Linked DNA regions of Homo sapiens: region 1 is linked to region 2. A link is a loop called in an ENCODE intact Hi-C map of the cell type or tissue named here. Cell type or tissue: ascending aorta. All regions are shown on one strand. Each heading gives the region's core, and the rest is flanking DNA. Links, peaks and the distances in the headings are about the cores only.

Region 1 (5,382 bases), core at 217-5,216, 660 kb after region 2:
ATACTTCATTAAATAGCCATACACATTTTCCATGTGATCACTATTTCAAAATGAAAAAGCCAAAGTTAGTAAAAATTAGAAGAAATCCCAGGAGGATAATGGTACAATTTTCAAAATAGCTGCAGATACATATATGCTCTATAAATGCCTCAAATTTTATTGAGAAGTAAAATGTATAGGTCAACAGAGGCATTTAATCTCCCAAATTTCATATCTATAGGACTTCATCAATTTCCTCAAAACAAGTACAATACCTCATAAATTATATATTATTATAAATATTCCAAATGTAAAATCATTATACAAATATAAAATTACATAAACATAAAACAAATATACTATAAGTATTATAAGTGGGATGGCCGGGCACAGTGGCTCGAACCTGTAATCCCAGCACTTTGGGAGGCCAAGGCAGGAGGATCACTTGAGGTCAGGAGTTCAAGACCAGCCTGGTCAACATGGCGAAAACCCATCTCTACTAAAAATACAAAAATTCATCGGGCGTGGTGGTGTGTGCCTGTAGTCCCAGCTACTTGGGAGGCTGAGGCAGGAGAATCACTTGAACCCAGGAGGTGGAGGCTGCAATGAGCTGAGATCTCACCACTGCACTCCAGCCTGGGCAACAGAGTGAGACTCCGTCTCCAAAAAAAAAAAAAAAAAAAAAAAAAAGGGCTGAGTGCAGTGGCTCACACATGTAATCCCAACACTTTGGGAGATCAAGATAGGGGGATCACTTGAGCCCAGGAGTTTGAAACCAGACTGGGCAACATAATGAGACACTGTCTCTCTTTATTAAATACGTAAAATAAATAAATAAGAATAATAAATAAAGCCCACAACTAGAGGAAAGAATTCTTCTGTAGAAATACAGCCACTTGGGTTTCTGCTAGAGTTCTTATACTTCCGGCCCAGGTCGCAATCAAGTTGTTTATTTCAGTTATTTTGAGATACATTGCTTAGAAAAGCAGAGAGCTATATTTTTTGTTTGGCTCCCCTATCTTCCCCAGGCTTCAGGCTTAAGCAGCTCTTTGAGGCCATAGAAAACCCAATGCCCCAGACTCTGTCTCAAAAAAATTCCCTAAAGAGCTCCTCCTCTGTTTTAGGTACTTAGTACACAGCTCAGCTTCCCGAAAAACTTATTCTTGGCCGGGCATGGCAGCTCACGCCTGTAATCCCAGCACTTTTGGAGGCCGGGGCAGGTGGATCACCTAAGGTCAGGAGTTCGAGACCAGCCTGGCCAACATGGTGAAACCCCATCTCAACAAAAAATACAAAAAATTAGCCAGGTGTGGTGGCACGTGCCTGTAATCCCAGCTACTTGTGAGGCTGAGGCAGGAGAATCGCTTGAACCCAGGAGGCAGAGGTTACAGTGAGCCGAGACTGCACCACTGCACTCCAACCCGGGTGGCAGAGTGAGACTCCATCATAAACAAAAACAAAAATAAAAAAACAGAAAAACTTACTCTTTCTCCATTCTGTCCAGTTGCTCCATAATCTGAATATTTGCTTACATTCTGCATCAATCCATAAGAGGTTTGAGGTAGTATACAACCTAAATATTTTCTCAAAGTGCCAAGATATTTCATAATTCGCCATTTTGGGAACTACTCTTTAATCTAGGTTCTCTACACCAAGCTTTCATTACTACATAAATGTCAAGTCATAGCCATTAGCATGTAATAAAAAATATCACAACTGAGTTACAGTTCAATTCCTCTGGCTTTAAGACTGTATGTATTCTTCAAATGTATGTGAACTATGGGGCAAAACCTTCTTAAAACCTTATATATACTTACCTATACCTGAGAAAAACAAAATTTTTATTTCAAAGCAATAAACAAAATACATCATCTTTATTTAGTCACTACTCTCATATTACTGAAGGTACTCCCCATTTTGGTCATATCTAATTATCTATATCACTCATTTAACAGCTCAAGTGACCCTCCTACCTCAGCATCTGAGTAGCTGCAACTACAGGAACGTACAACCATGCCCAGTTAATTTTTAATTATTTTTGTGGGGATGGGGGGGTCTCACTATGTTGCCCAGGCTGCTCTCAAACTCCTGGGCTCAAGCGATCTTTCCACTTTGGCTTCCTAAAGTGTTGGGATTACAGGCATGAGCCACAAATTTTTTAAAGTGTACAATTTCAGTAACATCAATCGCTAAAAAGATCCCACGTGTATCTCTTTTTTTTATTTTTAATTGCGACAGAGTCTCGCTCTTTTGCCTAGGCTGGAGTGCAGTGGTGTGATCTCAGCTCACTGCAACCTTCGCCTCTGGGGCTCATGCGATTTTTCTGCCTCTGCCTGCCAAGTAGCTGGGACTACAGGCACCTGCTACCATGCCCACCTAATTTTTGTATTTTTAGTAGAGATGGAGTTTCGTAAAGATGGGTTGGCCAGGCTGGTCTCAAACTCCTAGCCTCAAGTGATCAGCCTGCCTCAGCCTCCCAAAGTGCTGGGATTATAGGTATGAGCCACTGTACCTGGCTCTAAGTGTATCTTCATATTTCACATCATAGTAATGTTCTGTTTAATTTTCTAATGTTATTAATATTTTGCTGATTCATATATCTAAAGAGTTAGCTTTCTGAAAAAAAAAAAAACAAAACTATAAGGATATTGACATGGTTTATTTGGTAGTAGCATAAAGTTAGTTTCAAAAGAGGCAGAAATTCAAGTAAGTAAACTGCTGGCTTATTTTTATTATATAAAACAGCTGTCTCCAGGTTACAAAGAACCAACTTGAAAACATCCTATTCTTTGGAACAGCTGGTTGCAATGTCCCTCCCTCATTCTTCCCCTTTTCCATGTATCCCAAGAAATAGCCACTATCGAAGGCAACCAGCTGGTGTGGAACAACTGTGCCATCTGGTGGTCAGCATAAAAAGTGCTCTGTGACTGAACATCTGATTCACACTTTCTTTTCTTCTACTGTCTTATAATTGAGTTACTACACAGTATCTCTAACTCTCATGCTTTATTCCTATCTAAAATGTGTGAATTTTCAGGGCCTGGTGTAGTGCCTCATGCCTGTAATCTCAACACTTTGGGAGGCCAAGGTGGGACAATTCCTTGAGTCCAGGAGTTTGAGACCAGCCTGGGCAACATAGGGAGACCCACCCCATCTCTAAAAACAGTAAATAAAATAAAATGTGCAAATTTTTATAGAATATTTTTAATGTGTGTCTGTTAATATTAATAAAATCTAGCTACTGAAGTGGGAACATACCACATATCTGATTATATTATACTATTTTGTGTTCTATAAAATAGAAGTGATGGTCCAAAACAGACTAATACACTAAAAAATAAGCTATGATAAAGTTAATTTCTTCTTCAGTCCTCCAAAAACTTCACTGCTCAAGAAACTGGGTATATTTCTAATCTTTTAAACTTGTTAACATTTAATTGGGATTAGTAGTGGAAGCTGATAGTCTATAAAAATAACTGATTAAACTGTGCTAAGTGGCTTTATTATATTGTGTTTAGTTTGATACTCATTTTCTCTTAAATATCTTAAAAATAACTGCTTCAATTCTTTAATCTCCATTACTATAACATACATATTTCTTTTTTTTTTTTTTGAGATGGAGTCTCGCTCTGTCACCCAGGCTGGAGAGCAGTGGTGCAATCTTGGCTCACTACAACCTCCGCCTGCTGTGTTCAAGTGATTCTCCTGCCTCAGCCTCCCGAGTAGCTGGGAGTACAGGTGCGTGTGTGCCACCATGCCTGGCTACTTTTTCTATTTGTAGTAGAGACGGGGTTTCATCATGTTGGTCAGGCTGGTCTCGAACTCCTGACCTCGTGATCCGCCTGCCTCGGCTTCCCAAAGTGCTGGGATTATAGGCGTGAGCCACCGTGCCCGGCAATATACTTATTTCTCAACCTTTCTTTATCAGACTTAAGATAGATAAAAGTTTTTAAAATTAAGCTACCTTTTAAACAGTTTCAAATCCTTTCAACTCAAAACAATTACTCAATACCTACTAAAGCACAGCACTCTGAAAAACCATTGAAAAGCATAAGAAAATCAAAAAGGCAATAACTAATAACTCTCCATCTCAAATCTATAATCTAATCTAAGAGAAATATATCTCCTTGAAGAAAAAGGCAGTAACATGGGTTCCTGCTACTGGAAAAGACACACAATGGGACTACATTTGCAGCTGCCATACAAATAAAAAAGGCATTAAACAAATACAGAGGATTCAGTAGTGAGTGAGAAGGCTGAAATGACTAGATTTGATGACTGATTAGATGTGAAGTGAGACAGAAAGAATGAAAGTGAGAGAGAAAGGACAAGAGCAACACTCAGATTTCCAGCTGGAACAACTGGGTGGATAACTAATGCCTTCACTGAGATAGGGATCGCAGAGAAATTTTGGATTTGTTCCAACTTAAGATGTTAAATTTAATGAACCTGCAGGACTATACAGGGAGATATCCAGTAAGGCAGCATGATTAGGGCTTGGTAGTCATCAGCATATAAGCATATAACTGGTATTTGAAGTTACAGCAGTAAATAAGGTCACTCAGGAAGTATTACGAAATGGCAAGAGATGGGCAGGGTCTAAGAGAGATCTCTAAGGAAAAGTTTTAAGGGCAAGGGGAATACAGAGAAGAAATCAGGAACAACTGAGTAGTGGGAAGAAAACTAGGAGTATGGAAAGACAGAAACCAGAGAAAGTGTTTCAAGATAAGTCTGTGGTCAAGAATATTCAGTGGGCAGGTGCCTTCACTCACACCTGTAATCCCAGCACTTTGGGAGGATCACTTGAGCCAGGAGTTTGAGACCAGCCTGGGCATCACAGTGAGATCCTGTCTCTACAAAAAAAATTAAAAATTAGCCAGGCAGGGTGGCACACACCTGTAATCCCAGCTACTCAGGACACTGAGATGGGAGGATTGCTTGAGCCCAGGAAGTGGAGGCTGCAGGGAGCTGCAATCGTGCCATTGCACTCCAGCCTGGGAAACAGAGCAAGACTCTGTCTCAGGCCAGGCACAGTGGCTCATGCCTATAATCCCAGCACTTTGGGAGGCTGAGGTGGGTGGATCACTTGAGGTCAGGAGTTCAAAACCAGCCTAGCCAACATGGTAAAACCCTATCTCTACTAAAAATACAAAAATTAGCTGGGCGTGGTGGTGCATGCCTGTAGTCCCAGCTACTTGGGAGGCTGAGGCAGGAGAATTGCTTGAAACTGGGAGGCGGAGGTTTCACTGAGCCAAGATCCTGCCACTGTACTCCAGGCTGGGCGTCAGAGTAAGACCCTGTCTCAAAAAAAAAAAAAAAAAAAAAGAGAAGTTCAGTGCTACTGATAAAGTAAGATATGACAAAGACTGAGAAGACTCATTAGACTTAAAACCCAGAGATAAC
Region 2 (5,382 bases), core at 255-5,254:
CCCAAAGTGCTGGGATTACAGGCGTGAGCCACCATGCTCGGCTTCCATTAACAATTTTTTAAAGAGAAAAAAAATAGACTATATGGGATAAAAGGAGGCATAGTTCAGTATCTTATAAACAAAAATAAGCGTCACCCCTCTGACAAAGTATGAACCAGTCTTCTAAATAAAATTAATGGCTTCTTTAAGAAAAGCCTCAGCCACCTTGCAAAGATGACTTGGGAAATCTTAAGGAAGAATGTGTCTCCTTCTGGAGACACCAGACAAACAACTCTGAGGTGCTTTCTCTTCAGCAACGAAGGACAGACTCATTAACTTGTTTCATGGCCAGGAATTGATTAAGTCACAGGATGTTACAGCCAGAAGAGATTTGGGGGGCTTTTTAGTTCAGTCTCGCCTTATTGCAGATCACTAAGTTGAAGCCAAGAGAGAAATGACTTGCCCCATGCCCCACAGTTTGTTCATGGTAGGGCCAGAACACAGGAAGATGGCCTGACTCTGAGGGAACACCTGGCGAAGCAGAAATGGCTTAGAAAACCTCTCTTTCCTGATCCCAGGACAGCTGTGTCCCATTGGATCCCGCCTTCAGAGTGGCCCCTCCAAACATGAAAGATTGGGGAAAGAGGTCTTAGATACAGCCTCTGGGGTCTACTTGCTTAACCATCTATTTCTTAAATCTATCAAAGAACATTGAGGAAGCTACCAGAAGTTAAGGGTAGGGAGACATCCACTTGATCTTTGACCCTGGGTGAGTCATGGCCCTCACTGGGTCCCAGATTTCCCATCTGAGAATGATAGGATTTATCTAGATTCTTTAGGCTCTAAAGTGTGACGATTCTTCTAGATCAAGGGCTGGCAAACTATGGTTCACGAGTCATATCTGACCAACCTTTTGTTTGTTAACTGTGGCTGCTTTCATGTTAAAATAGTAGAGTGCAGGAGTTACAACAGAGACCCCACATGGCCCACAAGGCCATTTAGCCTTTACTGATAAACGTAGTTGATTTCTGTTATAGGCTGAGCTTGGGGAAGTGAAGCAAATGGTTCCTGTTTCATTAACTTCTGCTTGAGGTCACTTGTCATCTCTTAGTGTTCCCAAAGCATCTGTCCTTTGGACAATGGCCCTGGTTATGCCTAGGATTGTTTGAACACTGCTGTTGTTTTGCTTTCTACCCCTCAGTCTCAAATTCTATGACTTGGCTCAAGTTCCACATTGTGATCAGCCACCATCTTACAAGGGTAGAACTGACTTCTTCCTTAGGTAGACCAGAGAGCTAGACCAGTGGTGCTGGACAGTCTGTGCTTATTTGGACCTGGTCTTCTCAGAGCAGCTGAAACTATTTCTAAAAATCCCCTAGGGAGAGGAAAGCTATAGAGCTACCTTTCACAAAGCCCAAGTTCATTAAAAAAAATACTGCACAGCTAGCAAATAACTTGAGGTAGGATGGGAGGGAAGGAAAGGAGAACAGAAGGAAACTGAGGATTTTAGGGCCTCTGCTGTCACTACATTGTGACACAGATTTCAAGCCCACAGTTCATTTCCAAAGAAACCTTGGGCCTCTTTAGACCCATTTTCCTACCCCACCAGAACATACCCACCTCCCTCCCTCCACAATTGTACTCTCCATCCTTGGGGAGTCTTTGAGGGAATTGTCCTTACCTGTGCTGTTTAGGGTGCTGGTCTCCAATAAAGCGGTGCCAGTGGGAGGCCCTGATGATTGATTGTCTTCTGTGGTGGGGGACATTTCATTGTTACTTTGTGTTTCAGAAGGAACCATTGTGATTAATCCATCATTTGGAGATGAAGCGGTGATTATGTCAGAGGTAGCTAATGAATTTACATTTGTGGTTGACTCACTGTCTGCAGCAGTAGGTATAGGAATTGTGGAGGAACTATGTGTACTAATTATGGGGGGAGCAGGTGTAGGAATTGTGGAGGAACTATGTGTACTAATTATGGGGGGAGCAGGTGAAGTAGCTGTTGGGAAAGAAGGTGTATTTGCTGTGGTGCTAGCAGTTTCAGGGAAATTAGTTTCAGTGGTATCAGCTGCAGCTACTGTAGGACCACTAGTCGCAGTTTCTGTGGTTGTTACAGCATCAGCTGAGTTGCCTTGGTTGGTGGCTGGAGGAACAAAGATACCAAGTTTGAGGAGACAGTACATTGAATAACTAATGGCAGTTACTTAATACTAAATCATATCCAACTCATTCTTTTTTTTTTTTTTTTAGAGGTAGGGTTTCCCCAAGTTGCCTAGATTGGTCATAAACCCCTGGGCTCAAGCAGTCCACCCTCCTTGGCCTCCCAAAGTGCTGAGATTATAGGTATGAAGTGCCATGCCCAGCCTCAACTCATTCTTTTCTGGAAAAATGAAAATATATGACTACATTAAAAATTAAAATACATGGTTATTTCTAAACACAAAAAACCCACAATAAATAACATTAAAAATTAAACAGACAAAACTGGAAAAAATGTTATTGAAAAATGTGACAAATAAAGAGTTAATGTTTATTTATTTATTTTAGGAATAAGGTCTTGCTCTGCCACCCAGGCTGGAGTGCAGTAGTGTGATCATAGTTCACTGCAGCCTTGAGCTCCTAGGCTCAAGCAATCCTCCCACCTCAGCCTCCCAAATAGCTAGGACTACAGTTGTAACACCTCCATGGCTGGCTAATTTTTTTGTGTGTTTTAGAGATGAGGGTCTCACTATGCTGGCTAGGCTGGTCTCTTAACTCCTGGCCTCAAATGATCCTCCTGCCTCAGCCTCCCAAAGTGCTGGGATTGCAGATGTGACCCACCAGTCCCGCAGAAGAGTTAATGTTTTTTAAGTTGAATACTAAGAAGTAATATTATTTATGCCTGTAGTCACGTAACTGTAGATCAGGGTTTAATATACTTCAGACCATTCTCAGTGAGGACAATTGAGAATGCCACAAGGTGGCGCAGTGACTACCCAGAAATGGACTACTTTTGTCTTTCTGCACTTTAAGGCAACTGTCCCATTTTTTCATTACCTTGATAGATTGAGGGAGGGAAAGGTTAGGGTTGGGTAATTTAAAGAATAATAAAATAAAAATACCTCATTAAGTGCTTATTATACTTCTTCCAAAATTTTATTCTAGTAGTGTTTTCCCATTCACAATTCTAGATACATTGACTAAGAGTAAGATGAATAAGTGATCTTTGCCCTCTGAGCTATGATGGATATCAAAGTCGCATTTTCACAACTTTTAGGAACCCCTGGACACATGGAGTAGTAAACTCTAGGGATCCAGTGATCCATTTTCTTCCCCCACTCTTTTATTTTATTTTTTTTTTTTAGAGACATGGTCTTGTTCTGTCACACATGCTGGAGTGCAGTGGTGCCATAATAGCTCACTGCAGCGCTGAAACTCCTGGGCTCAAGTGATCCTCCCACCTTGGCCGCCCAAGTGTTAGGATAACAGGTGTAAGCCACCTTGCCTGGCCCAGTGATAAGTTTTCTAGAACTTTTCCTTGTCTCTAAGAACTCTGACCTTGACAATAGGTTAAAAAAATTATTGAAAGAAAAAGGTTTAGTGAGGAAGCAATTTCTAAACCTTAGGGTGCAGAGAACTGCAGAATATGCTTCCTGATTCCCCGATGGGTCTATGAGCCCCTTGAGGGCAGAGCCTGATTCTTCACCTTGAAGAGGGCTTGGCTAACATAGCCATTCAGAAGTGTTGAAGAGATCAGCAATTGCTCTTCCTAGGTAAGAAATACATCAGCAACTGGCAATGTTGACTGCCAGTCTTCCTATTCCTGCCACTCAGGATAGTTCTCATCTATCAAGCACTGGCCCTGTGCCCGACTGTACCTGTGAAGTAGACATAAGTGCCCACATTTGACAGAAGAGCCCACCAATACTCAGAAGGGTTAAGGAATTTGCCCAGAGGCAAAGCCAGGTCTGTGAGATGACAATGTCCTAACTATCACTTGATTAAAGTTATGGGGAAGGCCATCCATTTAATGAAAAAGCCAAGACCCCCGAGGAACAAACACAAGAAAAGCAAATAGAGAAAATTGGGGATCAGAATGAAAGCGGTGGAAATAGAAGTGACCTCCACGGTGCCCTCTATCATCGGAGTAGCAGTGAGAGTGGCCAGGGGCTGGCTCTCGCTGTGGAAAACTCTGGACAGAAGAAAAGGACTTGGCAGACTGTGGGTGCAAACAACCCCAACCCCACCAGACCCTGAATTTCATGCTTTGGGAATATTCATTCTCGGCCGATGCCAAAGAACCAACATGTTTCTGTAGATGTGCATAAAACAAATTGGGACTTCTTGAGAGGTTTTTGCAGGTCTTTGGAATTATGACAAGGAGTTTTGGACTTGGTGGCTTGTTTATTTTGGTTTTAAATTTCTGTTCACTAGGGAGAATACATTTCAGAATGCTCAATTAGTTTTAATAAATGAGACACATTCCAAGCTGACAGCAATTCATTGCTGTGAATAGCTACGATTTTTTTTTAAACTAAAATACACTTGTGTGTGTCTATGTGTATATATGTGTTTTATCTGAGGGTTGTATAGATTTCAGGGAAGACAGCTTAGAGCTGATATCCCAGGCTTAAATTATCTAGTAAAAATACCCAAGAGGAACTGTAAAATAACCTATTTTGTTCAATCTATAGATAACAGAAATATATGAAGACATCTGTGCAGTAGAAATAACTTTAGTCTTTTTATTTCCTTAGGTCCTAAAGCTTCTAAATAACACAAGGATAGCACAACGTCCACAGAGGTACAAATCATAGGTTTCAATGGGAAAATATATGCCCTGACCTGGTTTCTTTCTGGGGAACACTCCATAATCACCACCCCTGTCCAGGGCACACCTATAACTGCTTTATTCAAAGCTAGCTGAAAGTCACAATCAAACGCCTTTCTCCCAGATCTGAATTCTTCATTATGATGAGATGTTGGTTCCCAAAGGCACTCATCAGATTCTGTGGAATAATGCAGTCCTAGTCTCTCAGAGAAAGCAAAAACAACCTGGGAAGTTTTGCCTGTTAAAGGCTCTTCAAATGTCACTGGCACATTTTTCATTTGTTTCAGTAAATGCTTGTGCGGGGGTTCTTGCAGTCAAGGTGCTATACAAGGCATAGGGGTGAGGAGGAACGTAAAGGTGTACAAGACACACTTCCTGCCCTTGGTTGCTCAGAATCTGAGATGGAACTCATGTTTGAAGTAGTGATTCCTTACACACACCTCCAAAATCCTTAACGTTACATTAAAAAGCAACTTTTTAAAAATTTTCAGGCCAGGAGCGGTGGCTCATGTCTGTAATCCCGGCACTTCGGGAGGCTGAGGTGGGTGGATCATGAGATCAAGAGATTGTGACCATCCTGGCCAACATGATGA

The links. A loop is a pair of places that touch in the nucleus more often than their neighbours do. Peaks named below come from ENCODE experiments on the same cell type or tissue, not always from the same donor. Only the 100,000 strongest peaks of a DNase experiment are listed, where the experiment ranks them.
Region 1: a loop joins it to region 2, with 9 times the contacts of the local background. A loop is called at or near these places in 43 of 110 quality-filtered maps.

Annotation. Positions count from the first base shown.
Region 1 is chr3:125,582,939-125,588,320 of GRCh38, forward strand. OSBPL11 (oxysterol binding protein like 11) reads right to left here. Exons shown (of 13, transcript NM_022776.5): 2 at 1-40. Among named protein-coding and RNA genes, the nearest start is that of OSBPL11, 9.9 kb to the right of the region's middle. In ascending aorta, for the core only: a CTCF peak has its summit at 2,893 (motif pointing left); a DNase peak (open chromatin) is centred at 2,863.
Region 2 is chr3:124,925,872-124,931,253 of GRCh38, forward strand. It overlaps MUC13 (mucin 13, cell surface associated), which reads right to left. Exons shown (of 12, transcript NM_033049.4): 2 at 1,661-2,122. Among named protein-coding and RNA genes, the nearest start is that of MUC13, 6.2 kb to the right of the region's middle. In ascending aorta, for the core only: a CTCF peak has its summit at 2,939 (motif pointing right); a DNase peak (open chromatin) is centred at 2,930.